Linked DNA regions of Homo sapiens: regions 1, 3 and 4 are each linked to region 2. The links are chromatin loops, found by intact Hi-C in ENCODE. Cell type or tissue: GM12878. All regions are shown on one strand.

The links. Hi-C counts contacts between places; a loop is a spot of excess contacts. Peaks named below come from ENCODE experiments on the same cell type or tissue, not always from the same donor. Only the 100,000 strongest peaks of a DNase experiment are listed, where the experiment ranks them.
Region 1: it touches region 2 in a loop (4-fold over the local background); 14 of 110 quality-filtered maps call a loop at or near these places.
Region 3: a loop joins it to region 2, with 4 times the contacts of the local background. A loop is called at or near these places in 41 of 110 quality-filtered maps.
Region 4: it touches region 2 in a loop (4-fold over the local background); 9 of 110 quality-filtered maps call a loop at or near these places.

What each region holds. Positions count from the first base shown.
Region 1 is chr2:64,696,338-64,704,337 of GRCh38, forward strand. No RefSeq gene overlaps it. Among named protein-coding and RNA genes, the nearest start is that of SERTAD2, 46 kb to the left of the region's middle. RefSeq lists enhancers at 2,553-2,622, 3,700-3,759. In GM12878, a CTCF peak has its summit at 3,634; DNase peaks (open chromatin) are centred at 2,574, 3,594 and 3,944; H3K4me3 peaks cover 646 bases; H3K27ac peaks cover 5,296 bases.
Region 2 is chr2:64,642,938-64,650,937 of GRCh38, forward strand. All of the region lies in intron 1 of SERTAD2 (SERTA domain containing 2), which reads right to left. SERTAD2-AS1 (SERTAD2 antisense RNA 1) reads left to right here. Exons shown (of 2, transcript XR_940172.3): 1 at 1-2,507; 2 at 3,488-5,629. Among named protein-coding and RNA genes, the nearest start is that of SERTAD2, 7.0 kb to the right of the region's middle. RefSeq lists enhancers at 1-64, 360-669, 848-1,631, 1,230-1,329, 1,350-1,429 and 1 more and silencers at 2,274-2,444, 3,656-3,705. In GM12878, CTCF peaks have their summits at 2,387 and 3,579 (motif pointing right); DNase peaks (open chromatin) are centred at 388, 1,584 and 3,594; H3K4me3 peaks cover 6,415 bases; H3K27ac peaks cover 6,565 bases.
Region 3 is chr2:64,583,146-64,591,145 of GRCh38, forward strand. It overlaps AFTPH (aftiphilin), which reads left to right. Exons shown (of 10, transcript NM_203437.4): 9 at 2,277-2,400. All of the region lies in intron 3 of LOC105374773 (a long non-coding RNA gene), which reads right to left. Among named protein-coding and RNA genes, the nearest start is that of LINC02579, 20 kb to the right of the region's middle. In GM12878, a CTCF peak has its summit at 3,929; DNase peaks (open chromatin) are centred at 66 and 3,873; H3K4me3 peaks cover 549 bases; H3K27ac peaks cover 1,102 bases.
Region 4 is chr2:65,036,869-65,044,868 of GRCh38, forward strand. All of the region lies in intron 2 of LINC02576 (long intergenic non-protein coding RNA 2576), which reads left to right. Among named protein-coding and RNA genes, the nearest start is that of LINC02576, 10 kb to the left of the region's middle. RefSeq lists an enhancer at 3,744-3,833. In GM12878, a CTCF peak has its summit at 3,984 (motif pointing left); a DNase peak (open chromatin) is centred at 3,978.

The sequences.
Region 1 (8,000 bases), 53 kb after region 2:
TCCCTGTCTGCACTGCCTGTTGTCCAGTGTTGGAAACAGTTCTTTCATACATTGTGTCCAGTTTTCTTGTTACTTGAAATAGGAGGGAGGACCAGTGCCAGTAACTCTATCACGGTGGAAAAATAAATTCTCATTGTAATATATTTTAATTGGGATATAAACTGAGCTCATTTGAGGCATAAAGCTACTTTTTGCAATCCAGAAGCTTTCCAACTCAGAAAATAAAGTTTTATGTATCTGCAAAGGACACTAATACTGATTACCCCCTGGTGTTACTATAGTACTATTATCAATGTTTCCTCTTACTCACTTAGTCTAGCTCTTGATAATTTTTTCCTCACTTCTTACCCACATCTTTTTCAATAGGACCATTTCCTAGCACTCCATCCCACCTGCCTGTTTATCTGAATCTCATTCATCTATTTGTTCCAATGGAGATTTACTAAGTACCTACTAGGAGGTAGCCTAGTGTGGTGATTAATAGCTTGGAATTTGTTCCAGGCTGCCTGGGGTCCAAATTCTTACTAGCTTGTGGCCTTAGACAAAGTACTTAACCTTTCTATGCCTTAGTTAAATGGACGAAACAGTATCTCCCTCATAGAGTTGTTGTGAGGGTATTTGAAGGAGATACTTCCTGGTGGAGAGGAAGATCTATAGAATGCTTAATGCTAATACTAATAATAGTGCCAAGCACTATCATAAATATTGGACAAAAATGAATAAGATACAGGAATAAGATACAGCCCCTTCCCTCAAGGAGGTTACAACCCAGTACAGGACACACAACAAGAAGATTTTTTTTTTCCAAATATTTGATAAATATTCAGATAATCATTGTAAGAAAACATTTACTGTGCACTAAATAACATTCTCTGTCACTTAATCCTAGTGACACAGTTAGAGACTACTGTTATATCCAGGTTACAAATAACAAAACTGAGTACTTGAAGGTTTACACAATTACCCAAAGTCATTCAGCTGCTATATAGCTGGGATCTAAACCCAGGTAGCCTAATTCCAGAGAAATAGAGATTTACTGGCTCACCATAGCATAATGGTTAAAAGCATAAGCTCTGGAATCACAAAAGAAAACACCATTAATTCTCCCTACTAAGGCCAAGGAAGAGATAACATTTGGGTTACGCTTAAAGGAGGAATAAAATTTCACCATGCAGAAACAGGGAGAAGCAACCACAAAATGATGTAATTAAGGATGGGGAAATAAAATGGCAAAGTGTGTGTATTTAGGATACTGAGACTTTTTTTGATGAGGTTATAACATAAAATGTACTTGAGGAGAGAGGGAGAGGATGAAGCAGAAGTCAGTTGGGGTCATTTCTGGCACAGCCTTCATACGAGTGTAAATTCTATCCTGAATACTTTCCAAACCTTTTCACATCAGGGCATACAAAAATAAAACATTTGTACAGCATACTGCAGGAAATGAACCCACCTGTTTGCTGCTGGAGCCCACAGGTGACCAGCGCAGCCAGGATCTATTGCCCGCTCTCCCCTAAGGGCCGAGGGGATTGGATATGGGGTGTGAAATAGAGAGCTGGGATTCCAGTTTAGATGATTAAGGGATGGAGAGAGATGCCGTGACAGGAAATAGAGAATTTAGAAGGGTAAGCTGGGAAAACAGAACAAGTTTAATTCAGGATATGCTGTCAGGGGCCTGCAAGACAATTAGGAGAGAACTTTGTAATACCTTACCAGAGATCAGGAGAAAAATCCTACCATTATCTGACTCATCAACCCACACTTTCCAAAATCCTTGCTTTCTTACCTTAATTAATTATTACCCCAGTGTTGTGTTCAAGCCATATGTCCAATGTCTTTTGGATCCATGAAAAAGAAGATTGAATATTTTTTGGGAAATGTGTTTATAAATATGGGGAGAAAGTAGAAGGATTAGAAGGAGAGGGGGTGAAAATGACTTGCATTTTTAGAAAAGGTGACAAGTGCGGCTTTTGATATATCTTTATAAGAGCACAGCCTACAAAATGGTTCTAAAAAGTTAAGGGGAATAGTTTGTAGCCAAACAATTAAATTCACTGGGTATTAGGGAAGGTACAATGCAATTGTGCAACACTGGAATTTGACCAGGTCATTAGGGTCAAGTAGTTAAATGTAGAAGGTACTTCTGATTACCTAGAATATGAAAACGTCTGTTTTCCTATGCATTAAAGGAAAACTTCTAAATCACACTGTCTTTCATTTCTCTTGTCCCTTAATTCTGAATGTAACCAATGATACTTAAGTGGTACAACTGGAGGGGAGAAAAGATAATACTCCCAAAATACAGATGAGAAAATGTTTTAATTAGTGATTTTGAAGTAGTTAATGTGTGTTAACAACTGTGGTTCTATAAAAAGAAACCATGCGGAGAATATACCAACATTTAGTTTATGTTTTCACAAGTATATGCTGACTGTCTCATTATTAAGTACACAGAGCTCAAAAAAAACCAGTGCTACAGAGAGTGTACACTAACTGTTAAACATTGTAGAAGAGGTTGAGAGATACTGGCTAATGACTACCATAAAAGGAGTAGATGACTAAGAACAGAGAGGATGTGTGACTAAAAAGTCCCTCTATGGTTCTTTGAAAATTCCCTGAATAACTAGGCATGCCAAATGTGGTCTGTCATAAAATTATTTGATGCTAAACTCTGTAGTTAGACGACAAATATACGCTGTGTCCAAAGGAGAAAGTCTTTGTATAGACCATTTAATTGCAAAGTGCCAAGACAAATCAAGACCATTAATAAGTGAAAGTGTTAATCAAATTAAAGTGTGACCCAGAGTTCAAACACTCCTGGGCTAGATTGGGCTCACTCTACAGACTCATTCAATTTTTAGGGGGCATGACCACTGTGCAGCGGCCAGGCACTTTGGGCCACCACTGCTCCTTTCTACTCCTGAAAATGTACAGGAAGTATTGCTTCTCACAGATCCTTGAACACTGTAGAGTAATACTAGCTGGCACATCACAGCCTATCTCTAGTAAATCAACCTTTTCACCCCAAAGGCTTACTTACCACAGCTATACCAAAACTGCAGATATTAAAAAAAAAATCCCAGTACACATTTGGAAATGTATCATAATTCCCCTACACATACAACCGTCTCTGAATATGCTAATTGGAACAACCGATTTTCTTTAAAAATGTTACTTTTCCCTCAAGTAATAACTCCAAATTATTATAATAATGGTAATAGTTACTACTGTTACGTAAAAACATCATTTGATCCTTAAACTCATGAGGTAGGTTTCAGATGGGGAGACATATGCAAGGTCATATCCTTTAAGATCAGACTGGAAGCCAGGCACAGTGGTGTGCCCCTGAAATTCCAACTGCTCAGGAGGCTGAAGTACCAGGATCGCTTGAGCCCAGAGAGGCAACACAGTAAGATCCTGACAAGGTCTCGCTCTGGGTCCCCACACAAATCTCATCTTGAATTGTAATCCAAATTGTAATCCCCATGCACTGGGGGAGGGACCTCGTAGGAGGTGACTAGATGATGGAGGCAGTCCCCCCATGCTGTTCTCATGATAGCGAAGTGAGTCCTCACAAGATCTGATGGTTTTATAAGGGGTTTTTCCCACTTTGCTCGCACTTCTCCTTGCTGCCACCATGTGAAGAAGGACGAGTTTGCATCCCGTCCGCCATAATTGTAAGTTTCCTGAGGCCTCCTCAGCCATGCTGAACTGTGAGTCAATTAAGCCTCTTTCCTTTATAAATTACCCAGTCTCAGGTATGTCTTTATCAGCAGCGTTGAGAATGGACTAATACAGATCTCATCTCATATCAAAAAAACAAACAAACATCAGATTGAAACCCAAGTTTGTCTAACTTCAAAACCCATGTTTGTTTCACTACACTACATTGTTTCTTGATACTCTTCTGTTTGCTAAAATACATATTACAGACATTCATGGGAGAAAATATATTGAGTAACTAGTGACTCAAATGGGGAAACAGTTTTGAATGACTACAGGACTGTCTTGTAAAACACAGCAATGACTTTTTATGCCATGTGATTGAGGTTTTTTTTTTTTTTTTTTAGTTTTAGTTTTGGCTTTCCTAGTGTATGCCTGTTATGTATCCCTCTAGACATGTCTAGAATACTATATCAAATTTCACTAATATACAGTCCTTTAGTAAAATGTATACCCTCACCATGTGTGAATCCTGCATATTTAAGAATCCATATTCCACGTATACAATGAAAAATAAGCAAATCTTTACTCATCTTTAGAGCTTTCTTGCTTTTCTTTCTTTCTTTCTCTCTCTCTCTCTCTCTCTCTCTCTCTCCCTCTCTCTCTCTCTCTCTCTCTCTTTCTTTCTTTCTTTCTTTCTTTCGAGACGAAGTCTCTCTCATCCCCCAGGCTGGAGTGCAATGGCGTGATCTCAGCTCACTGCAACCTCTGCCTCCCGGGTTCAAGTGATTCTCCTGCCTCAGCCTCTCGAGTAGCTGGGATTACAGGCACCGGCCACCATGCCCGGTTAATTTTTATATTTTTTAGTAAAGACGGGGTTTCACTATGTCAGCCAGGCTGGTCTCGAACTCCTGATCTCAGGTGATTCTCTCACCTCGGCCTCCCAAAGTGCTGGGATTACAGGCTTGAGCCACCGCAGCCGGCCCCACAGCCTTCTTTAATTCAAGATAATTGATTGAAAAATAAAGAATGAAGCTTACTTTCCTTATTGGTATTTTAATAAATCCTTACTGGTATTTTAATAATCCCATGTACAATGAAGAACAGATTTTATAAAAAGTTTAATTTTCTGAAATGATAAATTGTAAAATGGCACTTTGTTCCCCTAAAAGAATACAGTCAAATATTAAAAATATATACCATAATCACAGGGGATATTTATTTCTCTTGTTGCATCTATTCCCCTTCTTTCACAACCTCACCATTCTTTTCTTTGAGAACCACCTCTCCCTTTTTTCTCAGTCTGGATGACTTAATTCTCGGCACCAGGGATGGGCACATGGCCTAGGCCTGGCCAGTCAGTGCATTTCATCCCCTTTGCCACAGTGGTTGGTTCACAGGTGCATACATATCCCAAGACAGGCCAATGAGATTCCACACCAAGATTTCCACACAAAATATTGGGAAGTGCCTTCTTTCTTTCTGGGATGCTAAAATGGTAAGACTATGGATTCTTGCTGTCTTTACTACCACATGGGAACAATGCATGTAAGAATGAAGACACTACAGGGGAAACCAATGAAGAAAAGTGGGAAAACAACATATTCCTGATATTATTTGAGCGGCAGCAAGTTCAGGGATGGGGAAGGTTGGTCTCACCAGCCTATCCCTGCTATGTGGCCTTACTGTGATGCAGGGCACCCAGCTCCCTTAACACCTTATTTCTAGTCTTCCTGCCAATGCTAGGAGCACCGGATACCATTTTTGTTTTTGTTTTTTTAAATAGACCACAATCAGTTTCTGTTTTTGTTTGTTTGTTTGTTTGTTTGTTTTTTGAGACGGAGTCTCGCTCCTCTTTTGCCCAGGCCGAAGTGCAGTGGCGCTATCTCGGCTCATGCAAGCTCCGCCTCCCGGATTCACGCCATTCTCCTGCCTCAGCCTCCCGAGTAGCTGGGACTACAGGCACCCGCCACCGTGCCCGGCTAATTTTTTTTGTATTTTTAGTAGAGACGGGGTTGCACCGTGTTAGCCAGATGGACTCGATCTCCTGACCTCGTGATCCGCCCGCCTTGGCCTCCGAAAGTGCTGGGATTACAAGCGTGAGCCACCGCGCCCGGCCCAGTTTCTGTTTTTACAACCAAGAACCCTGGCTACTCCAATGAGTGAACACTTTTATAATTTTAGGGTGGAGAAAGCCTGCCTAGAAAGATACATCTGACTACATAACAATCAGACGTTGGGGGACAAACTGGCAACATCATAAAATATTGTAATGTACGTTCTGCTAGACTCAGCAAGCCCATACCTACAAATGTACCCCATGGAGAAAAATGAAAAAAATGTGAGAAAATGTTAGGTTTAAATGATGTTCCCAGCAGCACAATGCCTACAAGAGTACAATGAAAAACAAGACAGATGCCTGGAAATACTGGTTTGTTGAATAAATTATTATACATTCACATTGGAATACTATGCTGCCATTTAAAAAGACAGTCTATACTGACATGGAAAGATCCCCATGACTCAAAGTAACAGAAAGCAAAACAGCATCTATAGTATGATTTTATTTATATAAAGTTATCTATCTCTCTCTCTATATATATATACCCTGGGGGAGGGTGGGGTCTAGAAGCTCATTCATTAAAATGATGCCAGTTGATTCTGGGTGGAGGGCTTGCGGGAGGGGGGTTATGCCTTTATGGTTTGAATCTCTTGCACAAACGTATCTTTATAATCACACAAAATCATAATGCAAACCACACACATGCACATACATAAAATCAGTATAATTTCCAAAGGAATTAAATTTACTCTGGAGTCGGTTAAGACATAAGAGAATTTTAATCTTTTCATATGGCAATGTAAGCCTAAAAATTTATAAAATTGACCTAATAGGAATAACTCCCCTCTCTTTTCATTCTAGAGATATAAGACCTAAGGGAAAGGCCTAGGCTAGACCAGCAACCAACTGAAGCATCCTGAGGAAATAATTTGTTTTATCTTCGGAATAAATGAACGATGCTCTTCGGAACCTTCCCCATCCCTGAACTTGCTACCGCTCAAATAATGGTATCTTGTAAATAATGCTCTTCTGAATTTGCACAAAAAGCAAAGGTATATGAGGAACTATGAGGGAACAAATGAAGGCCATAAAGACTTGTTCAGATGGTTGTTGTGTCAATTTTGACCAGTCAGAAAAACTACTTGAGAAAGCATCCAAAACGCAAGGGAATTATTTTGTCCAAAACCACCCAGTATCTCTTCTTTGCTACAAACTCAAACATACCCACTGCTTATCCCCAAATCCTCAGACATAGAATCAATTTGAAGAGTAGTAAGTAAAATACTTGGCATGTATTATCAAAGGCAAGATTGATAACAAGAAGAGGTAATGTAACACAACCTGTCAGTCTACTACACTAAATAGTACAACCAGCACATCTCAAAGTCTTGTTTCAATGGCCCATAATATTCTGAAGTATTTAAATTCTCAAGAATTCTACCTTTGAAACAGAAACCTCTCTACAGGGTAGCATAACTAGTACAATAAACCCAAGTTAATTTTGTAAATTTGCCCTACTTCTTTAAAAATTAAGATATATGAGAATTCAAGGATGTTAAACTCTAACTCAGAATTTATGTATTCAAGTACAGGCAGTCTAGCCTGGTGGTTAAGGCCCTGGCAGTGGCTGATATGAATACAAATCTTGGCGCTGCTGTATACTAGCTATGAAGTCTTTGGCAAGTGACTTAACCTCTCTATGCCTCAGTTTCTTCATCTATAAAAAAGGGGTAACAACAAGACCTGCTTCACAGAGGTGTAATAATTAAATAAGTTAATATATGTAAAACCCTTAGAATCTTTTCTGGCAAAAAAAATGCTCAATAAATATTAGCTACTGTATGATTATGAGGCATAAATTATTCTAATACTCTAATGCTATGGGATAGCCATAGAACTAACCAAACTAAATTTAACTTTTAAGACATCTATTATTCAACTCATCATGGTTCTGACTTTTTAAAAAAGTAGTGAATAATGAACTTTAATTCTTCAAGGCACTATTAAGCTCAGTGGTAACTAAATGTTATTCCTAAGTTTACACAGTACCATAGTCTCAAAGCACTAAGAAGCTTAATTTAATTATTTTCTGAACCAAAACTGTAGTAATTCTTTTTCAAATAGACAATTTCTAAATGTGAACATGTTTATCGTGGCTGCCAGCTTCATTCTGAAAAAGAAATCTTTACAAACATGACAGGTATACTTCAAAGAAGTGGTAATGGGAAGCTTATGCCAGTTATTACTAAAAATTTGAATGGGACTATTGCAAAAT
Region 2 (8,000 bases):
TCTGGAGAAAGAGAATTCATGCCACAAAATGACTTTAAAAGGGGGTCAAATTCACAGCTTAGTTCTAAATTCTTAAGAGAGGAAATAATTGGGGAAGGTGTGACTGGTCTTGTGACCAAAAAGGAATCAAAGATTGAGTGGAGACACCTGGTCCTGCACCCCTGGGGCTTGTGCAGCTCGGCACCACCCTGACCTGGTGCGGGGACAGACGGGGAACTCAGGAAAGCATCGCCTTAGAAGCCCAACTGGTTTGTACCTTGTGTACGTTTTCAAGAGCTTTTTCCAATTTCCTTTTGGGAAACAGCAACAACTACACATTCTGTATGCTCCCTTCTCAGGAGAGCAGCAGGCTTCACAATTAAGTGGTATGTTGTTTTAAAAGTCAGGTAACAAGGCAACACTGAACTACAGTGTCTGCCGTGGTGTACGGGCGGCTAGTGGGGTGAGCTGGCCATGCTCTGCCGCTCACCTGGGTGGAGAGCACAGCTGGGGCCTGCCTCATGATGAGTCACCGGCCTGCACACGCGGGATCCTGCACGGCTCTACATGCACGCTATACTTCAACAGGAACGTTTTCAAAACGCTAGCTAACAGCTCTCAGGAAAAAGGCTCCTCATTCAAAGGGGAGCTTTAACAAGCTGTATGCCTTCGCAGGGCAAGGTGGCTCACGCCTGTAATCCCAGCACTTTGGAAGGCCGAGGCGGGTGGATCACGAGGTCAGGAGATCGAGACCACCCTGGCTAACACGGTGAAACCCCATCTCTACTAAAAATACAAAAAATTAGCCAGGCGGTGGCGGGTACCTGTAGTCCCAGCTACTCAGGAGGCTGAGGCAGGAGAATGGCGTGAACCCGGGAGGCGGAGTTTGCAGTGAGCCGAGATCGCGCCACTGCACTCCAGCCTGGGTGACAGAGTAAAACTCCGTCTCCAAAAAAACAAAACAAAACAAAACAAAAAAAACACCAAGCTGTATCCCTAACCTCATCAGACACACTGTCCCATATGGCTGCTGGTGTGACCACTGGTTGCTGACAAGTCTAGAGGTGTCAATGCTAACGCTAAAACCAGAAAGATGAGGCCTTTAACCCAACGCCAACACTCAAAGTAGTGATCTGCCCTCATGTACCCACCTCTTTGGAAGAAAAAAGAAGTGTGGCGATTGTCTTATGAGAAGGCTGGCAGCGGTCCTTCCCTTCCCCTGACATACTGTGCCACCAAAGCCCACAGCCCTAAGTGGAAACACATTCATACTCCTGGTGTCTTTTGGTGGTGGTGGTAGAAGAAAGGGGTGCCCCTGGTAAAATTAGCTGGGCATGTGGCAGACTTCTGAGCCGAAAAGAGGCTCAAAGTAGGGCCAGGATTGTTTTGAGACAACTTCTGAAACACAGAATATGCTGTTTCTCTTCTCTTCACTCCACAGGCTGGTCTCCCAGTGCGTTTAGGACCCTGCTTTTGAGGCATCCAAGTGGGAGAGCCTCTGTTCATGACAAAAGGGAACCTCCCACCAGCCTGAGGGCGGGACGCTGAGGACCCCAGAGCCCTGCCTCCAGGCTGCTGTCGTAGTGTGACACAGCAACTTCCGAGCAGGAAGGAGAAGCCCGATCCTAACTGGGGGAAGCTGTTTGCTTAGACAACTTTCTACACTTCAAATATTACACCTTAAACAACACACTGGACTAAGAAATCTGATCATGTCCAGGCTTTTAACACCCTCCTCCCCCAAGGAACAATAAAACACACCAGCGAAAACAAAGAGGCTGCCCTGAAAAGGTTGCAGTGGTGGATGATACTGGCAGAATCAGAAAGGAAGCTAAGAGAAACAGGCGCGTCCTCAGCCGGGCCTCGCGTGTCCTGACACTGCAGCAGGCACGGGATGTGGGCTGTCCCCTCCAGCACAGTGCGGGAAGGTGCTGGGGCATCCAAACAGCAAAAGCAAACCTGAGACCCCAAAACAACTGCGTCTGGCCCAGGGGAGTGGGCAAAAATTCCAACAGGGAGAGACCGTCTCTGGCTTATTTACAGACAGGGTAAGTAAGGATGCCCAAAGACAAGGCGGAGTATTAGTAACAGAACTCATGAAGTTCTATGGATCGGGATGCTTTAAAAAAAAAAAAAAAACACCAAAGCTCATCCAGAATGTCTGAGGTCCCTGCAGTAACATCCATGCTAATTGGTAAGTAAGACAAAGCCTCCCCTAACAAATCAGCAATGTAATTATAAAGCCAGTCACTAGATCAAGCCAGTCTCCTGTGCTCCAGCGATATTCTGAACCTGTAACCCGATACCACTGTTTGCTGCCGGCGCCTCCTCCGGGCTCTCCCGCTGCGCACCGGCCGCGCGGGGGCCCGCAGGGCAACGCAGCCTAGGCTGTTTGTGCAAGATGAGACCCTGCATTTGACGAAGACCTGCAGGAGCAATCCTCCCGGCTTTCTTGACAGTGAAGAAGAAGAAGAAGAAAAAAAAAGCCTGACGATACACTGAAATTCGAACAGGAAGTCAAGCCCCAAGTAAATTTAAGAAACAACTTTTACTGTTTGGGGTTGTTTTCTAAAGTCCAAATTTTTAAAATTCTAGTTTCTCCTCTCAGATTTTTACATGCTCCTATTAAATTGAAGGCAATTTCCAATACTGGAGGTTTGTCAAATATAAACTTTTCTCCTAGTAAAATAATTTTTTAAAAATGTTGACAGCTGCATTTAGTAAGCAAAAACATAGTCAAATTCTGGGAGGGAATGTTTCAAGTAAATATTTCTTTAGAATAAATTATGGCCTTGTTAGTACACATCTGGAAAGAGAATAGGCTTTTTAGAATATAAATGTCAAGTGGTATAAAATGTTTCTTATATCCTGTCTTAGTGGTTCCTCTGCCAGCTGGGAATTTTAAGTTTTAATCCCAACTCTTATGAAGCTATGGACACCAATTACCTTCTTCCAAGGACAATGAGAATGCTGCCAATTGTTTTATTTTATCTAAGGATTCTGGCTAAAAGTATGGTACACTTGATTTAAAAAAAAATTAGAAAAATGCTTTGTTTTCTCAGTTTTAAGGAATTTTTTTTAATTTATAAGGAAAAAGGATTACTTGGGAATGGCACACTTAATTCAAGTAAAAGGTTGAGTAGAATTATACAGTTTCTAACCTTAACTTAACAAAAACATAATATGCTCTGATGCCTGGAATTTGCTTTAAAATACTCCAAAACAAACAAACAAAAAAAAACCCAAAACCTGGCCATGTAGATGAAACAAGATTTGACAAAATGTTGATACCTGCTGAGGCTGGCTGATAAGTACAAGGCGGTGCTTTGTACTCTTCCTTTTACTTTTGAATGTGTTTGGAATTTTCCATAATAAAAAGTTAAAAACCACAGCACGCCAATACATATTTCTAAATTAAAACATATAAAATGAGCACAATAAATTACTCACACCCCCAGTGAAAACTATTATATTAATTTGATAGGGTTTTTTTTTTTTCTTCACACAGAAGAAAGCTATTAGTGCTCCATGTAAACAAGCACGCCCAATTCAAGTTGGAACTCTTTAAATTCTGGAAGACAGCACATCACATCCAGCCACGAGGGGGCGCAGCCGAGCAGCAAGGAGCGCAAAAGTCTCATTCTTCACTGCAATTTCTACCTACAGCTCTCTCAAAGTATACACATTTTCAAGATTGTTTCCAAATTCAGGTATCCACAGGACACTGCTAAGCAAGCTGGGAGCTTTGCCAAGGCCAAAATAAATTAAATTATGGTACGGTTCAAACTCTGGAAGTACTGTGTATAGGAAAGGTTGTTTCTCTGTATATAAAAGTTAATACTGGTATTTCAAAAACCATGGTTAAAATCCCTGGAGGATTCCTGAAATGAGAACAAACACACAACAACAAACACACACCCAAGTCATGAGATGTGAACGTGGAGAAACCAACAGTTCAGAATTTCCAGTGGGGCTTGCAACATGGACTCCCAATAAAACAATGAGTCTCAATAAATTCGGCACTAAGCTTTTACCAGTATAGATAGACGCCTTTACTGGGCCTACTTACTACTTCTTAATAACTATAAATTATCTCCATACTGAACAGATACTGCTTCAGGCAGTTATTTGGGAAAACCCTTCATAAAGGACATTGGAGAGGGGCCATTTAATTATAAAATGTAACACAGTTAACCTTAGGGAGATGATGAAGCGAGATCATTATGTGTAACTACTTGCTGGGATTCTTTCTATTTAAATTATAAGTTCAGGTTATATGATGTTGTATGTTCAATAATAATGCTCATAATAGATGAAATGTTATAATGAGTCTCCACATTTGAAAATTGGAAACTATAAACATATCTATATTTTATAATCATTTGAATTGTGATACTACTTCATAATAATTTGGTGTCAGAGTATGTTTTTAGCATTTTGAGTCTAAGGCCTCATTAACATTAGGGTAAGGAACTCTCAGATTTGACAATTTTTCCCATAAGATTACGTGCTTTACTAGTAAAGACTAGCCAGCATTGCCCAACCTCCCATTCTCGGGCATAATGAAAATATTTTTTCTCCTGTATTTATAATTGCTTGGATGGGATTCTGTTTCAATCCTCCTGTAGCATCTTTTCCCTAAAGATACACTGTTTTTCTCCCTCACACTAGAGACCCTTAATAAACAATGTCAAGGAGGTGGGGAACTTAGAGTAGAAAGGAAAGGCTTTGCCAAAAGTATGTGACAGTTTTTGTGTTTAAAAAAAAAAAAAAAGACTCAAGATATATGTAAGTCTTACTAAAACAGGGAAATATAAGGTTTTAGAACAATTCTGTGAAAGATAAAATTACATCTTAGTTAAAACCAAAGGTGGCCTTCTAGGTTTTATTAGACAACTATTTGCCACTGAATAAAACTAAGGAATAAAAGTAAAGTATGCTACTTCAAGAAATGCTTCAATGGAAGCTTTTCTTAAAAGTTAAAAATTAAAAACTAGTCATGCCTTCAAATCTGGATGCTTCATTACTATCAAAGAATCACTTAAAATATTCCTTACAAATACAGAACATATTTCATCTTATAACTTATCCGTGCAGTCCAAAGAGGAAAACCTGAGAAATGTTGTTTCTTTTACTTACTGTGTAAAACTGAACATTGTATTGTACGGCCTAAACTTGGATTCCCTAGAGAACAATATCACATTTCTACAACATGACATGAGTACAAAAATTTGAGGTGCAGGATAATAGAAATATACTTGAGACATGCAAATGGAAGGAAATAACTATTTTATGTAATACCTGTCCCATGTAAGTAACCTACATGTTCCGAATGTTTAATTTGGTTGCCTCTAAGAATTAGGTAGGCTAATAAGGTTTTACAAAGACAATTTAAACTTTGTATCATATACCTGAATAATTCACACACAGACAATAATTGTAGAAAGAAAAAGGCAATGAGGATACAACTAAACTTGAGGGGAGTAAATGATACTTTGTAAATATGGCAGCCATTAAAGAATAACTACTTTGGGACTATTTTGAGATAAAATGTTTGTCTTCCCAAGGACTTCTGTGCATTGATAATGAATGGCTCATTGAACTTTAAGCTATGTCACTTAAATACAATAAAAATAATCAGAGTACCACACTAAATGTAATAACTATTTATTTTCTAAGGAAAATACTTCATAATTCTTCAATTACCTTCAATGGTCTTCATGGAAAGCCTTCCTCAACCTCCCCAGCCTGCCACCCCCAGCCTGCCACTCTATTCATTCTACCTGTCTTCTGGAGCTTTAGAAGGAGGCAGGAACCACCTGAAGAATTGAATTTTTAATGTGTAAACCAACTACTTGTCAGAGAGCTAAGAATCACTGCCAGTGAAACGTATTTTATTTTATATTTCTGGACATGGTAAAACTATTTAAAAAAATTAGTTTGCCTTAAAAAGTTCAGAAAAGACCACCAAGTTCCTGACAAGCAGAGAGGCAGAGCAAAAATTCTTCCACTCTGGATCATAGCACCCAAATTCCTCAGGCAGATTGGTTTTCTCTGATAGCACGGAAGACACAGGAGAGGTACAGATGGGCAGGGAGATGTCCCCTCAAAGAAGGAAAGAAATCTGAAAAGCAAATCTGTATCACCTATTATAAAATGGGATAACCACACAGGGAAGATCAGTTTAAAGCAGCTGCCAGCTCGATATCTCATTAGCGTGACTAGGATTTTATGCAAACCTGTTCTGGTGTAGAGATGACCTTGGGACTTTCAGATTCTCTGAGTTTAACTTGGGCAATACTTCTAAACACAAGGGTGGGGTACACCAGCAGGCCTGCTCCAAACCCCAGGAGCTGCAGTGCATGGCGTGGAATGATAAGCAGCCGGCCGGAGCAGAGGCAAGCAAAGCGCTAAAGGCTGATCTGGAGCAAGAGACTTTTGATCATTTAGTGTTTTTGACCATGGTCTATTCAAGTGTACATTTTACTTTTCTTCAACAGGTTCACTCAGCCCACTGTTAAACATCAGTGAGTGTGCATATGGATATACAGAATATATAGACATAGATCATGTCTGTAAGAACCAGAATCCCTTCCCCTTTACTATTCTATGGGAAAGTCCTTAGAGAATGCTTAGCTTCTTTTCAGTTAACTGCCTAGGAAGGTTTTTAAAGGAAAAAAGCTTAGAATTAATTAGTAACTCTGCAAAGCTACAGGTTTTTGTAAAGTGACAAAAAAGATAGTAAGGCAGACATGAATGAGTTTTAAGAACTGAAGTTTGCTGCTACCTGGAGTTACTAGAGAAACAAAGCTGCCTTTGGGCACCTCAAACTAGTCAGACCTGCTATAGCAGTTGCACAGTCAGCTCCAGATCTGTCCTCTGCTCTTCTCCCTCCAGCCCCCACCCCACGCCTCCGCATAGCTCAGTCCACTCTCTACTCAGGGTGGAGGTGGGCCGGGCACACTCACCCCTTGATCTGCTGTCCCTGTGGGGAGGCAGGGCCAGCTCTGGCCAGACAGTGTGCAAGTGTAAGAATAGGCCGGCCAGGAGCACAGATGCCAACTCCATTCTGAGCTGAAAACTGCAATGGGTGCGGAATACAGCTTAGGTGATCTTGGGTTTCCAAAATAGATCAATCAAATTGTGGGGTTTACTTCAGAGAATCCTAGCATTAAGTTCAGATGAGGGACAGAGGATTCTGAGAAAAGACAAATGGGTCTTTCCAGCTTTGGGATCCCTCAGACCACAAAGAGGGCAGAATTTTCAAAAGAGAGTTTGCGCTGTCTATATGTGGTGCTTGTTCAAACTGGCAGTATCTGTTCTGTCCTATTAGAAATCATATATTATAAAATATATTGTGATATTTTACTTTAAAATTTTCATTTGTATTTCAAAGAAAATTTTTAGACAGCCAATCATGTTTTGTTTGTCTCGTGATCTCCGAGAAAAAAAAAACAAAACAAGGAGTCTATTTATTACTCAGAATAGGAATGTCGTCTTATTGGGCTGACATATGCCATTCACAGATTCATACAAAGAATGAACTGCCACACAGTGCTAATGGAGAAAGACACTGCTCCACACAATGAGTGACGGACGCTCCAGGGGACAGTTCTGTTCATAAGGGTTTCCCAGCATCTGCACACAGGGCATAAGTTTGCCTTTAATATCAACTGCACTGGCCATTTGAGACAATCATTTTTTCTAGATTAGTAGCCATTTCCTTCAAACATACTAAAACTAAATGAAATAGCCACACATTTCTTAAACAGGAGTCCTGGCTTGTGGCTTTCTACCAATTGCTTAATGAGTAATTATTAACAATATGTACAAAATATATGAGTTGTGCATATAAAGTGGCCATGGCACTTTTAGATTTTCATGTTTTGCTAGTCAGTATTAATTAACAGAAAGACCTATGAGAGCTGGTGTCACCCTTATTGTGAGGCCATTTTCATGTCAACTGGAGCTTGCCTTCTGGTGCCTTCAGTACACAACTGATCTTTGGACTCAGTAATCAG
Region 3 (8,000 bases), 60 kb before region 2:
ATTCCATTTCATCACTTGCTTGCATTTTTTCTGACTTGTTTCTGGGAAAGTCATTTCGTCTTAGCTTGCGGTTATTTAATTATTTTGTGTGTGAGACTTAGGAGGTTGGCATAGAACTTGGTTGGCTAGCTTTAGTTATGTAACTAAACCATGCCTCATTAAGGCTCTGTTAAAAAAAAAAAAAAGACCTTCCATTAAAAAAATTACTCTCCAATTATTAAATAGTTGTCTTGTTTTTGAAAAATCTAATCATAGTTTTGGGGGGGGTTTTGGTGTGGTGGTAGTTATTTGGGGGTGTGATTTTGTTGTCTTTTTTTTTAATCTGCCTCTTTACTGTTTGACAGTCAAGTGGCCAGTATTTTATAAACCCAACTAAGTTTTTACTAGCACTTACCTATTGCCAGTCAGAATGCAGTTATTTATTCTGCCTTATACACTAGACAGCAACTTAAATTTTGTGGTTGCTGGAATCTAGCCTTTAGAGAGGGAGGTACTTTGGGCTCATGTAGTCCCTTTACAGACATATACAATTTTTTACATTTTAATTGCAACCCATATTCTTATTACAGGAACACAAAGGAAAGTCCTTTTAAAGTATATTTTGAAACCGTACCTTAATGAAATACTGAGAACTTGGGAGAGTCAATATACATTTTCTATAGCCTTCCTCCCTTGTTAGACTTCGTAACTGTGGAAGTCGCTTTTGCTTGTCTGATTTCTGTAAACATCTGAGATCTGTGTTTACTTCTGTAAAGTTGGTTAATAGAAGTCAGTTTCTGATTTTTTAATTTTTTAATATGTTAAGTATCTTAAAAGGAAAAAAACTTGTTAATCTAAATATATGCATTTATATATGTTATTTATATATAACTTGATCTGCTGATCTTACAGGGCATTTTTTTAAAGAAATAATAAGTAAAAATTTCAGAAGCTCTAAGACATTCTTCCTTAGAATTTTGCTTTGCTGTTAACGCCCGGCAACTCATGAACTTTTTTTCTCAAGTTATTTGCTGGTACCAGGAGAGTGTAGGATTAAAAATTTTTTTTTTTACTCTGAATATTATTCAAAGTGTAACTTAAGTTTAAAATATTTAAACTGTTCTTTTTAATGTTATTGTTGTCATCATTGCTATAAATCTGTATTACATGAGAAATACACAAAGTTATATGTATTTTAATGCAGTCAGATGGGGGAGATTTTTTAAATCAATTTTTGCAATAAATCTAACCCTCTGAGCTTCCTTTTGAATTACTCTAACAAGATATTTGAACTAATGACTACCAGATTCAGACATGAGACTACAGAAATTAACCCTGTAGACAAGAATTTTCATTTTGTTCAAAAGTAGTACTTTTACTCACCTTTTCTGAAAATCTTTTACCCTCCCCACCTCTAACCTGAAGAAAGAGCTATGTGGTATATGTTTATGATTAGTCCTTAGTCATGATTTTTTTTTTTTTTTTTTTTTGAGACGCAGTCTTGTTCTGTCACCCAGGCTGGAGTGCAGTGGCGTGATCTCGGCTCACTGCAAGCTCCGCCTTCCGGGTTCATGCCATTCTCCTGCCCCAGCCTCCTGAGTAGCTGGGACTACAGGCGCCCACCACCATGCCCGGCTAATTTTTTGTATTTTTAGTAGAGACGGGGTTTCACCGTTTTAGCCAGGACGGTCTTGATCTCCTGACTTTGTGATCTGCCCGCCTCGGCCTCCCAAAGTGCTGGGATTACAGGCGTGAGCCACCGCGCCTGGCCAGTCATGATATATTTAAACTAACCAGATCATTTACCATGTTTGAGACTTTGTGGTAGCTTCTAAATCTTTTTCTGTGGAAGAAAATAGAGAAAAAATAAGGAGGTGAGGAAACAGGAAAATTTTTAAAATGAGATTAGTTAATTGAAAAATGGGGTGTCACATCATGTGCATTCTATTTATAAAACATTGATAATTTTATATCACATCCTAATCCAAATTGGGGGAGTTTTCTATAGCAGATAGAAATTTTAGAAGTATTTGGGTAGCATCTGCTGCATAAATGCTAGCTTAAGGATATATTCGTTCCAAAATGGAATTTGAAAAGTCTTTTCCTGTTTTATAAAAACTCCAAAAAGTGGAGTTTATACTGTAAAAAATAAATGCAGTATTGCAGTGTTCTAAAGATATGTTCTGTTTGTAAAACACTCAGATGTTTACAGAATATTGCCTTTTGCATCTTGGATTGTGGCTAACTGGGTAACCCATTGCAGCCTGCCATCACTGACTATCATTTTATACTATAAGGTGTGGATCCGGAGTTGTATGAGTTAACAACTTCTAAGCTGGAAATCTCCACCTCAAGCCTCAAAGTGACTGATGCATTTGCAAGACTCATGTCTACAGTAGAGAAGACAAGCACATCTACCAGGTAAATAAATAGTGTCAATTATACCCACATTTTGAATTCTGAGATAAAACGACCCAAAGGAAAAAGCATGTCAGTTGACAGCATTTCAATATATTATATCACAACTTGCTTTATAAAAGTCAGTCGATGCCCAAGTCCAGAAAATATTATCAAATTATGTTTAATTATGAACTTTATTAGAACAGGATTATTTCATAAGAGATTGGCCAAGGCTGACAGATGTGGTTTTCTTCCCCCACCCCCTGCCCCCCCACCTCACTTTGTAGAGACTAATTCTGATTAAGTATTGTGATCATAAAGCCATTATAGAAACACTCTCCCTTTCTCTTCATAATTACTGAGAAGATCATCTTTGAGAACCCAGTTTTGTAATCCTGGAGTCACCTAGGCTGATCTTTTTACTTGCAGGCTAAGATGGTTCTTGGAATTTTCATTGACATGCACCTCTGATTTGGGAGGTAAAGCCTTACTTTACCAGGCTTTCTAGAAGCCCCTTCAGAGGCATGGCCTATTGAAGAGCAATTACCATCTCCCTGTGTTGGAACTAAAGGCACGGAATGTCACTCGGGCCATGTGTTTGCGATTCAGAGAATCTTTAGTTTCATATGATTAGGCTAGTACAATCCATTGCTTTGAGTTATTGTTAACCATAAGACTAAGCCAGTTTCTAACAGGAAGATACTATTCTGAACCAGGAAATCACTAGTGCAAAAGCAAATACTGGTTGATTGACACGCCAGCTCTGCTGTCTCAAATCTGTGATGCATCAGCATTTTAAAGTGGAACTATTTACCTATTAGTTGCCTACTTTAAAAGAAGTGTTATAGCTCTTTCTCCTGAATAAATACATCCCAATCACATGTTAAATTCAGGTTTATATTTTAAATAGATTCTTCTATAGAAAGACATCCATTTAAAAAAGCCTTTTTTATTGTGAATAATAAATGTTTCTCTCTCTTAACTTTAGCTTGAATTATCATATTGTCTTTTAAACTTTGTGTGCTTTTATTCCCCCAGATTTTTCTTATTGCCTTTAATATTTATAATTATGAAATACATTATTATACATTAGACTACCCTTAACTTTTCCCTAGAATGGCTTTGTAGCATGTAAATCCTTGTTTGTCTGCCAGTTCTCTCCATTGTTCTCATAGCCCCATGTCTTTGCAGTATGCCACCTGGCATTGCCAAAGCCTCCTCTTCAATGAACCTACTTGTAAATGTGGCTATGTGGCTTTTTTTAAATTTTTTTCTTTCCAAATAAATCACTTCTTCAAATCGAAACTCCTCTCATAGAAAAAAATGGATGAGAAATTTGTATATGTTAACTAAAAGCTAACACACATTTGACTTAAAAACCAAAAAGGATGCTTTTATTGTTTGGGTTTCCCCCTGCTATTTTTAGGACAACCCTTTCTGGGACAGTTCTACTCTTTCCTTCCTTTGTTTCCCCTGCAGTCTCACTGACCAAAGAACTATAGAAGTTTTGAAAATCCCAATGATGAGAATTCATTTCGTGCCATTAGGAGGAGCTCTAAACCACCTTAACTTGTTCTCCTAATTCGTTAACTCATCCTTGAAACATGCTGAATCTAGAGAACTCTTCCAAGCCCTATCACTTTAAGAAGCTATTTTCATTTTTTCTCTTGTTCTATACTAATAGGGAATGAACTAATAATGTATCCTGGAGTTAATGTCTGCTAATTCTGTATTGAGTTACTCGCTAGGACCTGTCCAGCATCATATTTAAAACAAAATAAATTGGAGAGAACAGGTTGCCAACTTTGTATTTTCTGTTTTGAGAAATGTCATTTGAAAATGGTAAAAAAATACAAATGCCCGCAAGTCTTAAAATACTGTAAAATGTCCCAACGAGTGATTCTCAATCGTACAGAGCAGAGACAGGCTGGTAGCATAATTTCAGAAAGCATTTTTAGTATCTTATTTTTAGGTTTTCTTTCATTTTTCTCTTGAATAAAGTAAACTGCAAAAAATAAAGCTCAGCAAAATCTTCTTGGCTATTGCCAATAAGCAGAAGATAAAGTGAAAAGGCATTTTGATAGACTATAGGGTAAGAAGGAGTTAAACAGTGGTCAAGGTAGAAGAAATTTGACATGGACCAAACAATATCCAGTACTCTTTACTAAGTGCCTTTGAGTGTCTCAGGGAATTTATATGTGCTCTTCTCTTTTGGAACACAAGTTGTGAAAGTGACTTCTCACTTTGAGTTTTTTAAAGAAGTGCAAGTTCTTAGTTTTAAAATAGTTCCATCTTCTTGCCTAACTTTCCTAATATGGAGGAAAATTACTTCCTATTCTAAATCACTACTAATTAGTGACAGCTAGTTAGTAGCCATAGACCTGTAACTGAAGTTTATGCAGGTCAAAGAAATTTTATTCTTTTTTAGGCCTTTTTATTGAGATAAAAATTTATAATTCATTCAGGTGTTCAATTCACTGGTTTTTAGTATATTCACAAGGTTGTGCAACCATCATCACTATCTAATTCCAAAACATTTTTATCACCCCAAAAAGAAACCCTGTACCCATTAGCAGTCACTCCTTATCCCTCTCGTTCCCCAGGCCCTGGCAACTACTAATCTGCTTTCTGTCTCTACAGATTTGTCTTTTCTGGTTATTTCATATAGATGGAATTCTATAGTCTGCAGCCTTTTGTGTCTCGGTTTTGCTTAGCATTCTGTTCTCAAGTTCATTCATGTTGTAGTATGTATCCGTATTTGTTTTTTGGCTGCATAATATTTCATTGGAAATAGCACATTTTGCTTTTCCATTAATCAGTTGATAATTGGGTTGTTTTCACTTTTTGACTATTATGAGTAGTGTTGCTGCTGTGAACACTTGTGTATACGTTTTTGTGTGGACAGATGTTTCCAACTCTGTTAGGAGTGGAATTTCTGGGTCTTATAGGAACTCTAACTTCTTTGGGGAACTGCCAAACTTTTCCAAAGTGATGGCACCATTTTACATTCCCACCAGTAATATACATTCCAAGTTCTCCACATTCTTACCAACACTTGTTATTGGTCTTTTTGGTTATAGCCATCCCAGTGGGTTTGAAGTGATATCTCATTGACATTTTTGTTTGCATTTCCCTGATAGCTAATCATGTTGAGCATCTTTTCATGTGTTTATCGACTATTTGTATATCTTCTGTGGAGAAATATCTGTTCAGATCCTTTGCCTTTTTTGTTTTTGTTTTAGTAGAGACAAGGTCTCAGTATGTTGCCCCAGGCCGGTCTTGAACTCTTGAGCTCAAGCGATCTCCCTCCTCAGCCTCCCAAAGTATTGAGATTACAGGCATGAGCCACTGTGCCCAGCCATTTGCCTATATTTTAATTGGATAATTTGTCTTTTTATTGTTAGGTTGTAAGATTTTTAAGTATATTCTGGATACTAAGCCTTTATCAGAGAAATGATTTGAAGATATCTTTTCCAATTCTGCAGGTTGTCTTTTCATTATCTTGATAGTATTCTTTGACACACAAAAGCTTTTAATTTTGATAAGATCTAATTTTTCTTGTGATTTAGGTATCATATCTAAGAAATCATTGCCCAATTCATGGTCACAAAGATTTATACCTAGATTTTCTCCTAAGAGTTTTATAATTTCAACTCTTACATTTAGGTCTTTAATCCATTTTGAATTAATTTCTGTATATGGTATGAGGTAGGAGTCCACATTCATTCTTGTGCAGGTGGATATCCAGTTGTCTGAAAACTGTTGAAATGATTTCCCCCACTGAAAGGTTTTGGCACATTTGTCAAAAACAAAAATTAAAAAACAATTGATCATGTTTTTTTCCTGGACTCTCAATTATATTCTCAATTATATTCCATTGATAAAAAGGATAAATCTTCACTAGAGAGGAATAGATCAAAATTAGGTCACTGCCTTTGAGAAATGATCATGATATAACTTTTTATTTTCAAATTCTCCTTAAGTGTTTGCTTCTTCCCATATTCTAAGAAGACTAGCTCACACCCATGCACAATGACCACAGATAAATGCACAAACTATGAACTGTGTAAACTTTTTATTTTAAAATATAATTTCATATTGCCTCTGAAATAAGGCAATTGTTTAAAACCCTAGAATAATCTTTACCAACTGTTTCTTAGGTAAAAACTTATTTTTTGCTGTCTGTTCCTACACCCAAACTGCACTCCACAAATGGGAAAGTCCATTTAGGTGCGCATTTATTCACTGTTGTTTTAAATAACCATTTATCATTATAGAAGTAGTAAAGTATATTTTTAGAAAGTTAGGAAATCCGGACCAAAAAAAATTAAAAATGAAAGTATCACATTCTTACCATTCAGGATCACTATAATTCCTTAGTGTAATTCTTTCAGATCTTTTCCTATGCAAATACATATATGGGGGGGGGGGGGGGGTTTCCACCAAAAATGAGATTTTAGAGGTCATAGTGAATTGACCTCTAAAATTGACCTAGTCTTAGTCAGTGATCTCTGTCCATTTCAGTGAGTTTTCATTTCATCTACTTAGGCTATATTCAGATTTCTCCAACTATCCTTTCTCAGCTTTGTACAAACCAGTATTCAATTGAAGACTATTGTACCTGGCTGTTGGGGCTCTTAAGTCCCTTTTAACCTAGCATATCTCCTCATTCCTTCTGTTTTCTTATTAACAGTAGCTTATATAAAGATTAGTATAGGTGTCCTACAGAATGTCCTAAAAGCTCTGGATTTGTCTGTTTGCTTCCTTCAAGTAATATTTGCTGTGTTCTCTATCTCCCTATTTTCCTGTAAATTGGAAATTATATCTAAAGGCTTGCTGAATTCAGGGTAAATATTTTGGCTAGAATGCATCCTAGGTGTTATATCACATCAGAAGATCCATACATCTGGTTGACTCCATTGTTAGTGGTGCTGAGATTGACGATTGGTGAGAAACTGACCTTTTCCATTATACAGTTCCAGGTTTTCACTTGTCATGTATCTGGTTTTACTTTGGAATGATGCAGATATCCAGTTCCCCATCAAACGTCCACATAATAGTTTTGCCACTATTTAAGTGCAATTAAAAATGTAGATTTTCATCAGAAAAAAATGTTGGATTGCTATTCCATTCTTCTAAGAACCTAGTACTGAATGCAGTATTTGGTTCATCTGCTATATGCCTGATGCTTTTTCCCTTTTGAAAAACTTTAGTCCTAAAAGTCGTTGGATTTTTCATTCATTCTATAAAATCTTTTTATTTCAGTCTGGATTCAAAGTGGTAACAGAAAAGTCCTAGGAATAAAAAAGCCTGTAGCTATCCTTCCTTTCTTGCTTTACCTCCTGGCTTCCTGCACCCCATCCAAGGAAAAAGGAAACATTTAGGTCAAAGAAATACCTTGTGTCACATCTAAGAATACCAGCTATCCTTTACCATAAAAGAGAATTATTAGGCTTTTTATAATGAACAACTTGAAATGATTTTTGGTCTAAAGCGAATAATATGTATAACTACTCCTTTAATATATTTAATATCCCAGAAAAAGTTTGAATTGCAATCATGTGCCCAATTTGAGGCTCATTTGGCATTTTCTGTGGCTCACCTGCTGAGTAGACCTGGGT
Region 4 (8,000 bases), 390 kb after region 2:
CCAGCCTTGAAAACCATTTTTAAAAGCTGTCTAATACGTGGGGGGAGAAAACTGTATAGATTAACAATATAAATGATAACTTGGAATAAATGAGAAATCAAAGCAGGCATATCACGAAACTCATTTTGGGGTTGTAAATTCTTTGGGCACAAAACCATACTCCATCTTTGTCCATTTGTTGCTGTTCTTTCTTTTATGTGTATGGTGTTTTATAGCAGAATCTCTTTCTGCCTGCCATCTACTGCGGCTGGTCCCTACCCTGGGGTGGGTGGAACAGGTTCTAGAGAAAGGGAAATGACTGGGGGGCTGGGATGGCACCCCAGAAGGCATCTGCCCCAGGCCTTAAAATTCTCTGGATTCTAGTTATTCACATGCTTCTTTTCTCCATTCTTGTAGGCTGCTAGCAAGTTTAGGCAGGCCCTACCTAGCATACCCATCCCTGTGTGCTCCCCCAACCTCAGCCTAGCTAATGAACCAGGTAAGCGTCTGACTCAAAGGAAGCCAATTAAACTTCTGTTGGAATTTGCCTTTTAGACCCAGAGATGCTGGGTGGCCTCTGGCCGCTGACCTCCTGATTGCCATCCCTCCCCCATCACCACAACTCAATAATCAAACCAGCAACTGAGGAGTTACTCTACACTCTTCTTTACCTCCCAACCACCCCGTTCCAGCTGCTAATCATCATGCTGATTCTACCTGTAAAATACAGCTCGATTTGTTTGGTTTTCTCCATCTCCACAGCTGGCACCCTCTCTACGTCTCTGCCATCTGTCACCTAGACAACACAGCATCTTCCAAATGAGTGCCTCTATTTCCAGGGTGATCTTAAAACAGAAATCAGATTTTCACCCCTGCTGAATATCCTTCAGGGTCTCTTCTCTGCACCCAGCTGGAATCCAAACACTGGTCCAGGAAGCCCCGCCTGCCTCTCCTGCCTCACCCAGATGGCTCTACCCTTTGCCCACCTCACTTCAGCCACAGTGGCCTCACCTAAGTGCCTCCACATTTGGTATCTATTCATTCTCTAGCCAGTGCACCTCAGAATGCCTGGAATTCAGCTGGGCATGGTGGCCCATTCCTGTAATTCCAGCACTTTGTGAGGCCAAGGTGGGTGGATCACTTGAGGTCAGGAGTTCGAGACCAGCCTGACCAACATGGGGAACCCCCGTCTCTACCGAAAATACAAAAATTAGTTGGGCATAGTGGTGCGTGCCTGTAATCCCAGCCACTCTGGAGGCCGAGGTAGGAGAATTGCTTGAACCTGGAGGTGGAGGTTGCAGTGAGCCAAGATTGTGCCACTGCACTCCAGCCTGGGCGACACAGCAAGATTCTGTCTCAAACAAACAAACAAACAAATAAAAAGAATGCCTGGAATTCCTGTCCTTTCCCATCACTTGTTGTCTCTTTCTCATCTTTCCAGCCTCAGCTTAAATGTCACCTCCTCAGGGGAGCCTTCCCTGGTCACATGATCTTTAATAGGTCATCCATGTTTTTCTTCCCTCAGCACCTCATTTGTTTCCTTCCCAGTACTTAATGTAATAGATCATTATTCTTTGTGTATTTAAGTGTCTCCCCATGGTGGGTGCAGTGGCTCATGCCTGTAATCCCAGTACTTTGGGAGGCTGAGGCAGGAGGATTACTTGTGTCCAGGAGTTTGAGACCAGCCTGGGCAACATAGTGAGATCCTGTCTCTATAAAAAAAATTACAAATTAGCCAAGTGTGGTGGTGCAGACCTGTAGTCCCAGTTACTCGGGAGGCTAAGGCGGGAGGATCACTTGAGCCTGGGAGGTCGAGGCTAAAGTGAGCTGAGATGGTGCCACTGAACTCCAGCTTGGGTGTCAGAGTGAGACCCTAAAAAAGAAAAAGTTAAATTAAATAATTGTTTCCCCAACTACACTATAATCTCCATCTTGGGAACTACACCATCTTGTTGGCCATCATGTTGTATCCTCTTGGGGGAATAAGGACAAGCTTCAAAGAAAGAGATGGCATTTGGGAAGAAGGTGCTGAATTTTCTCCTTCTTCCAGTTAGCACTGCTGCATCTTGATTCTGTTCTGGGGGAACCACCCTTTGCCTATTTCAGTCATGGGGTTTGGCTTGAAATGACCCACCCTTGGCACCAAGAAAGTCTCTTATTAGTTTAGGCAGATTACAACTGAGGCCAAAAATAATCAAGATGTTTGCTGGGGCCAGGCACAGTGGCTCACGCCTGTAATCCCAGCACTTCGAGAGGCTGAGACGGGCAGATCACTTGAGGTCAGGAGTTCAAAACCAGCCTGGCCAACATGGTGAAATCCCATCTCTACTAATAATAGAAAAAATCAGCTGGGCGTGGTGGCGTGCACCTGTAATCCCAGCTACTCAGGAGACTGAGGCCGGAAAATGGCTTGAACCCGGAGGGGGAGGTTGCAGAGAGCTGAGATCACACCACTGCACTCCAGCCTGGATGACAGGGCGAGGCTCCGTCTCAAAAAAATAAAATAAAATAAAAAAGAATTTAAAAGTTGTTTGCCGGGCAAGAAGCATACTCTCTTTCCTGTTAAAATGGCCAAAAGAGAACCTCTTTCTCCCGCCTTTCTACCACTGAGCAGTGTAGTATGAAGATGTGTGATTCGGGATTGCTATATCAGTCAAGGTCCCAGCAGGAAGCAGATGGCACACTCAAACTGGACAATTTGAGGAGCAGTTAGTAAGTGGACTGTTGGCGGTGCACACCTGTAATCCCAGCTACTTAGGAGGCTGAGGCGGGAGGATCTCTTGAACCCAGGAGTTCGAGGCCACAGTGAACTATGATCTCCAGCCTGGGTGACAGAGTGAGACCCTATCTCTATTTAAAAAAAAAAAAAAACATGGACAGTTTGCAAAAGTGTGAGCATGTGTAGGGAAAACTTAAGGAATAATGAAATATCTTGGGGCCATTACCACCCTAGGCCTACAGAGGGTGGTTGCTGGAATGCAGAGATAGAGATATGGAGACTGTCACCTCATAGATGAGGGATGAAGGCAGCCTGTGCTGTGCACCATGGAAGACAGAGATTTAATTAATAGCCCAGCCATCCGTGGAGCCCATGCTGGTGCTCCTCACTGGCCAAACCCAAGTGGAAGACAGAAGGCAAGGAAGCCCGCAAATCTAAGCCAGGTCATCCTCCAAGGGCACTGAGCAGGGAGGAGAAGAATAGAGACGTTAAGAAGCAGAAGGAAGATACGGAGCACACCTACCTGCTAGGGGAGGACTGAAAGAGCCACTAGGGGTTCTGAACGCAAGCCGACACAGCAAAAGGCAGAAGACAAAAATGGAGTAAAACCAAGTCACCTGTGGTGCTGTCCAAGCTGCTGAACAGACGTCACCTGAAGCTAACTAGATACCTCGATATTTCTCAGTATAGGAGCCATTAGATTCCCTTTATTGTCCGGGTGTTACTTGAAACATAAAGAGCCCTCACAGATGTAACGAGTTCTTCGAGTATTACTGAGGTTTCAATAAGCAGAAATGGAGAAATCACTTTCCAGAAACAGGGAACAGAACAAGCAAAAGGCAAGGTGAAAATGAGGGGCATTTTTGGGGATCCGTGAGTAGGCAGTTGACTGGAGCCTATGGGCCAGGTAGAAAAGTATTAGGAGAAGATTCCAGAAAGGTAAGTGGGGTCTCATAGACTGGAAGTCCCAGAACTGAAAGTCAAGGAGTTGGGAGCTCATGCAACTGGCAATGGAGAACCACCAAAAGGTGAACTGTTATGCTTGTGATTATTTTCTTCATGGTTTCTTTGGGGTCCTGGGAGTGTGTGGTGGCTGTTATGTGTAACTGTGATTAACTTTACATCGTGAAAAGTCAGTCACCAAAAGGCAGAAGAGGCTAGATGGGACTCGCCTGCAGAACTGGACCGAGGGCTCTGCGGCTGCCACCGAATCTGCTCCAGGATCCTGCCCAGTCTCCTCCCACGCAGGGTAAACCATTTCCACTTACTACGGACTCCACCTTGTGGTCATGCTTGAGAACTGCACCACTGCCTCCGCAGTCCTTACCCACAAGGGCAACAGGATCACCACCCTCTCTTTCCTTGTCCCTATCATACCTTTAGGTCTCTTAAAAAAAAATGAAAGCAGCAGTGTACAGAAAGAAGTATAAAGGAAAAATTATTTCAAAGTTAAAATTAAAAAAATAAAAGCATACCAAGATAAAGTCCATTTCGTGAGATTTCATGCATCTTAAACAAATGGATCTCAAACCAAATATATTCTTTAACCCTCTGTACATCCTCTTCTATTAGTATTATCTGTTTTCATTAATTTCTTCAAAGTCCCAATGGGCCAGGCGGTTAAAGACATTTTCACACTTATGGCCGGGCACTGTGGGAGGCCAAGGGGGGAGGATCGCTTGAGGCCAGGAGTTCAAGACCAGCATGGCCAACATGGTGAAACCCCGTCTCTACTAAAAATTCAGAAATCATCTGGGCGTGGTAGTGCTTTCCTGTAGTGCCAGCTATTTGGGAGGCTGAGGCAGGGGAATTGCTTGAATCCGGGAGGTGGAGGCTGCAGTGAGCCGAGATCATGCTACTGCACTGCAGCCTGGGCGACAGAGCGAGACTCTGTCTCAAAAAAAAAAAAAAATTCACATTTAATCCTTACAGTTCTTTGGTAGGCATAAACGCTACTATCCTCATTTCACAAATAAGGAAATCTAGGCATATGCGCTCAGAGAGTTTTAACAACCTGCCCAAGGCCATGCAGCTAATTAGTTGGGACAGTTGGAATTTGAACTTGGTCAGTTAGATCCAAAACACAGGCATTTACCACCAAGCCACATTGCCTCTTAGTTGATAGGATTTTCATCTACTCGATTTTCAACTGGAAATTAGTAAGGGGATCTTGATTGTTGCCTCCCCTTCACTTCTTCACCCATATGCAGAGATGGGTTATTGATAGCACCTCCTGAATGATAGGGGATTTTATCCCTTTCTCTCTCCCCATGGCCATAATCTCAGTCTGGCCCTTCCTCGCATTTCATATGAAATATTGCAACTGCTTCCCATGAGGTTTCCAGTGTTTCCCCCATCCCACTCCACTGAAGAGAGGGTTCTAGTTTTAAAATCCAAACCTGAAAAGACTCAATCAGTTTAGGCCATACATGTGGCATTTAAGCCACATGTATCAAGATGCTTAAAAATGTCTATACCCTTTCAATCAGTAGTTCTACTTCTGTGAATCTATCTTTAAAAAAAAAATTCCTGTATATAAAAAAGTTATATGTACAAAGATGGTCAGGCAGTATTATTGATGTAGTATAGCTATTCCTTATAAAATTTTTAAATTTCCATTACGAGGCTGGGAATGGTAGCTCCCATCTGTAATCCCAGGCCTGTGGGAGGCCAAGGAGGGAGGACTGCTTGAGGCCAGAAGTCTAAGATCAACCTGGGCAACATAGTAAGACCCCATGTCTAAAAAAAAAAAAAAATTAAATTAAATTAAATTATAATAGCCAGGCATGGTGGCATACACCTGTAGTCCTAAGCTAAGGCAGAAGGATCGCTTGAGCCCAGGAGTTTGAAGCTGCAGTGAGCTATCATCATGCCACTGCACTCCAGCCTGGGACAGAGCAAGACCCCCTCTCTAAACAAAACAAATAATAAGGCCGGGAGTGGTGGCTCATGCCTGTAATCCCAGCACTTTGGGAGGCCGAGGCGGATGGATCACAAGGTCAGGAGTTTGAGACCAGCCTGGCCAACATGGTGAAACCCCGTCTCTACTAAAAACACAAAAATTAGCCAGGCGTGGTGGCGCGCACCTGTAATCCCAGCTACTCAGAAGGCTGATGCAGGAGAATTGCTTGAACCCAGGCGGCAGAGGCTGCAGTGAGCAGAGATCGCACCACTGCACTCCAGCCTGGGCAACAGACCGAGACTCTGCCTCAAAAAAAAGGAAAAAAGAAAAACAAATAATAATAATAATAAATTTAAACCAACTTAATTTCTACTCCAAACCCAACAGGATTTTCTACTTCAGGCCATCCTTCAAGGTCCTAGGAAGACCCTGCAGTTATAGATCATTACTGGTCACTGTCAAGGCCACCAGGGCCCAATTTATCTGGTTCCCTCAGTTCTAACAGCCCACTAGCTTTCACGCCACCCTTGGGACATATGGATATTTGGTGAGGCTGGGAGCCCTGTAACTGTTCCTCTCTGAGATCTGACCACTCCCCTGGGGTGTTGTCAGAGGGCAGAGCACAGGTCCCAGCTATTGCAGGACCCTGGACCCCTCCCCTGGCTTGGAGCAATCTTTTACCCTGGGGGAAATCCACCACTGCCTGCTAGGGTTTCCGTCAGAGCTGCTTCCTGTCTCCTCTCCCTCCAGTACACTGTACACTCAGACACATCAGGGGACTTAGGCTTTTGAAAACAAAGCCAGGAAAAGAAGTGTTTTGCAGGCAATTTCTGCCTTCAGCCTGCCAGCTCCTGAGGAAAGTAAAACGAAGCCTGCCTGAGGAGGAAAAGTGGGGAAATACAAGAGGAAATTCCACATTTGTAGCTCAAAAAGTTATCCTACCTCAAGATGCTTAACAATGAGACAATGTCATAAGATGTGAATGTTGGACATGAAGTCTGTGGGTTGCACATAGATGTTGATGCAGCCTGCACCATACAGTTGGAAAATCTAATTCACTTCACCTACTCATTCCAGATGCAAGTTTCCAAAGTTCTGGTGAAAACGGCTGAAGGAATAGTGTTACAGCAACTGCCCTTGGCTTTTCCAGCTTTACACTTCCATGCCTATGGAAATCTCTTCCCTGTCTGTAGCTTTAAGCATTACATCTATATGATCGACCATCCCATCTTCATCTCCATCCCTGACTTCCTAACTTGAGCTCCATGTCTCCAACAAGAGAAAAGGCAGGGCCGGGCGCGGTGCTCATGCCTGTAATCCCAGCACTTTGGGAGGCCGAGGCTGGCAGATCACGAGGTCAGGAGATTGAGACCATCCTGGCTAACACGGTGAAACCCAGCCTCTACTAAAAATACAAAAAATTAGCTGGGTGTAGTGGTGCTCACCTGTAGTCTCAGCTACTCGGGAGGCTGAGGCAGGAGAATCACTTAAACCCTGTAGGTGGAGATTGCAGTGAACCGAGAACATGCCACTGCTCTCCAGCCTCGGTGACAGAGCAAGACTCCGTCTCAAAAAATAAAAATTAAAAAAAGACAAAAGGCAGCACCATCTGGGAATCTTACTTTCACTTTCATGCCCCAAATCAACTCATTGTCTTTACCCCAAATCAGCTTCCTCTGCAGATGTCTCATTCCATCAGTGAGGCAGGAGGGTAAGGTCCCAGCCAAGTTCTTTCCTCTACACTGCTGTTAGAAATGCTTGTTCCCCAGTGCCACGAAGAAACAGCACTCAAACATAAATTTAATTTTCTCAGCAAGGCAATTTTTACTTCTATAGAAGAGTGTAACTCGCGAATGGAGTAATGGCAACAGCACACCTGGACAGGGAAGGGCAAGGAGTTCTTATTCCTGAGGCAGGTAGCCCCTACTGCTGTGTTGTTTCCCTATTGGCTAGGGTTGGACCGCACAGTCTAAGCTAATTCCAACTGGCTATTTTAAAGAGAGCAAAGGTATGAGCCAGAGTGGCAGGGTGAGTAGTGTGGCAGGAAGGACGGTTAGGAACAGGTAACTAAAGGTGACTTAGGTCACAGCAGGTGACCAGGATGAGTCAGGATGGAGCAGGTGACCAGGGGAACAGATGTGAACTACTGATTAGGACTCGCGAGAAAGTTGTTTACTGAAACTAGAAGCAAAGGGGTGAAGAGAACCAGGAAGTTAAACTTTAAAATGGAGAATCAAAGAATAAGAGAACTGAACATACTGACATACTGATTCTTTGAAGAGAAACTTGGGGTCTACTATATTTAACAATCCCCCTTCTTGAATTTTTATAGTTCTTTCTCTTCAAACTTCCTTAACATGTCTTGGCTTAGCTGTTCTGTTTGATTCTCTAAAAGAAAAA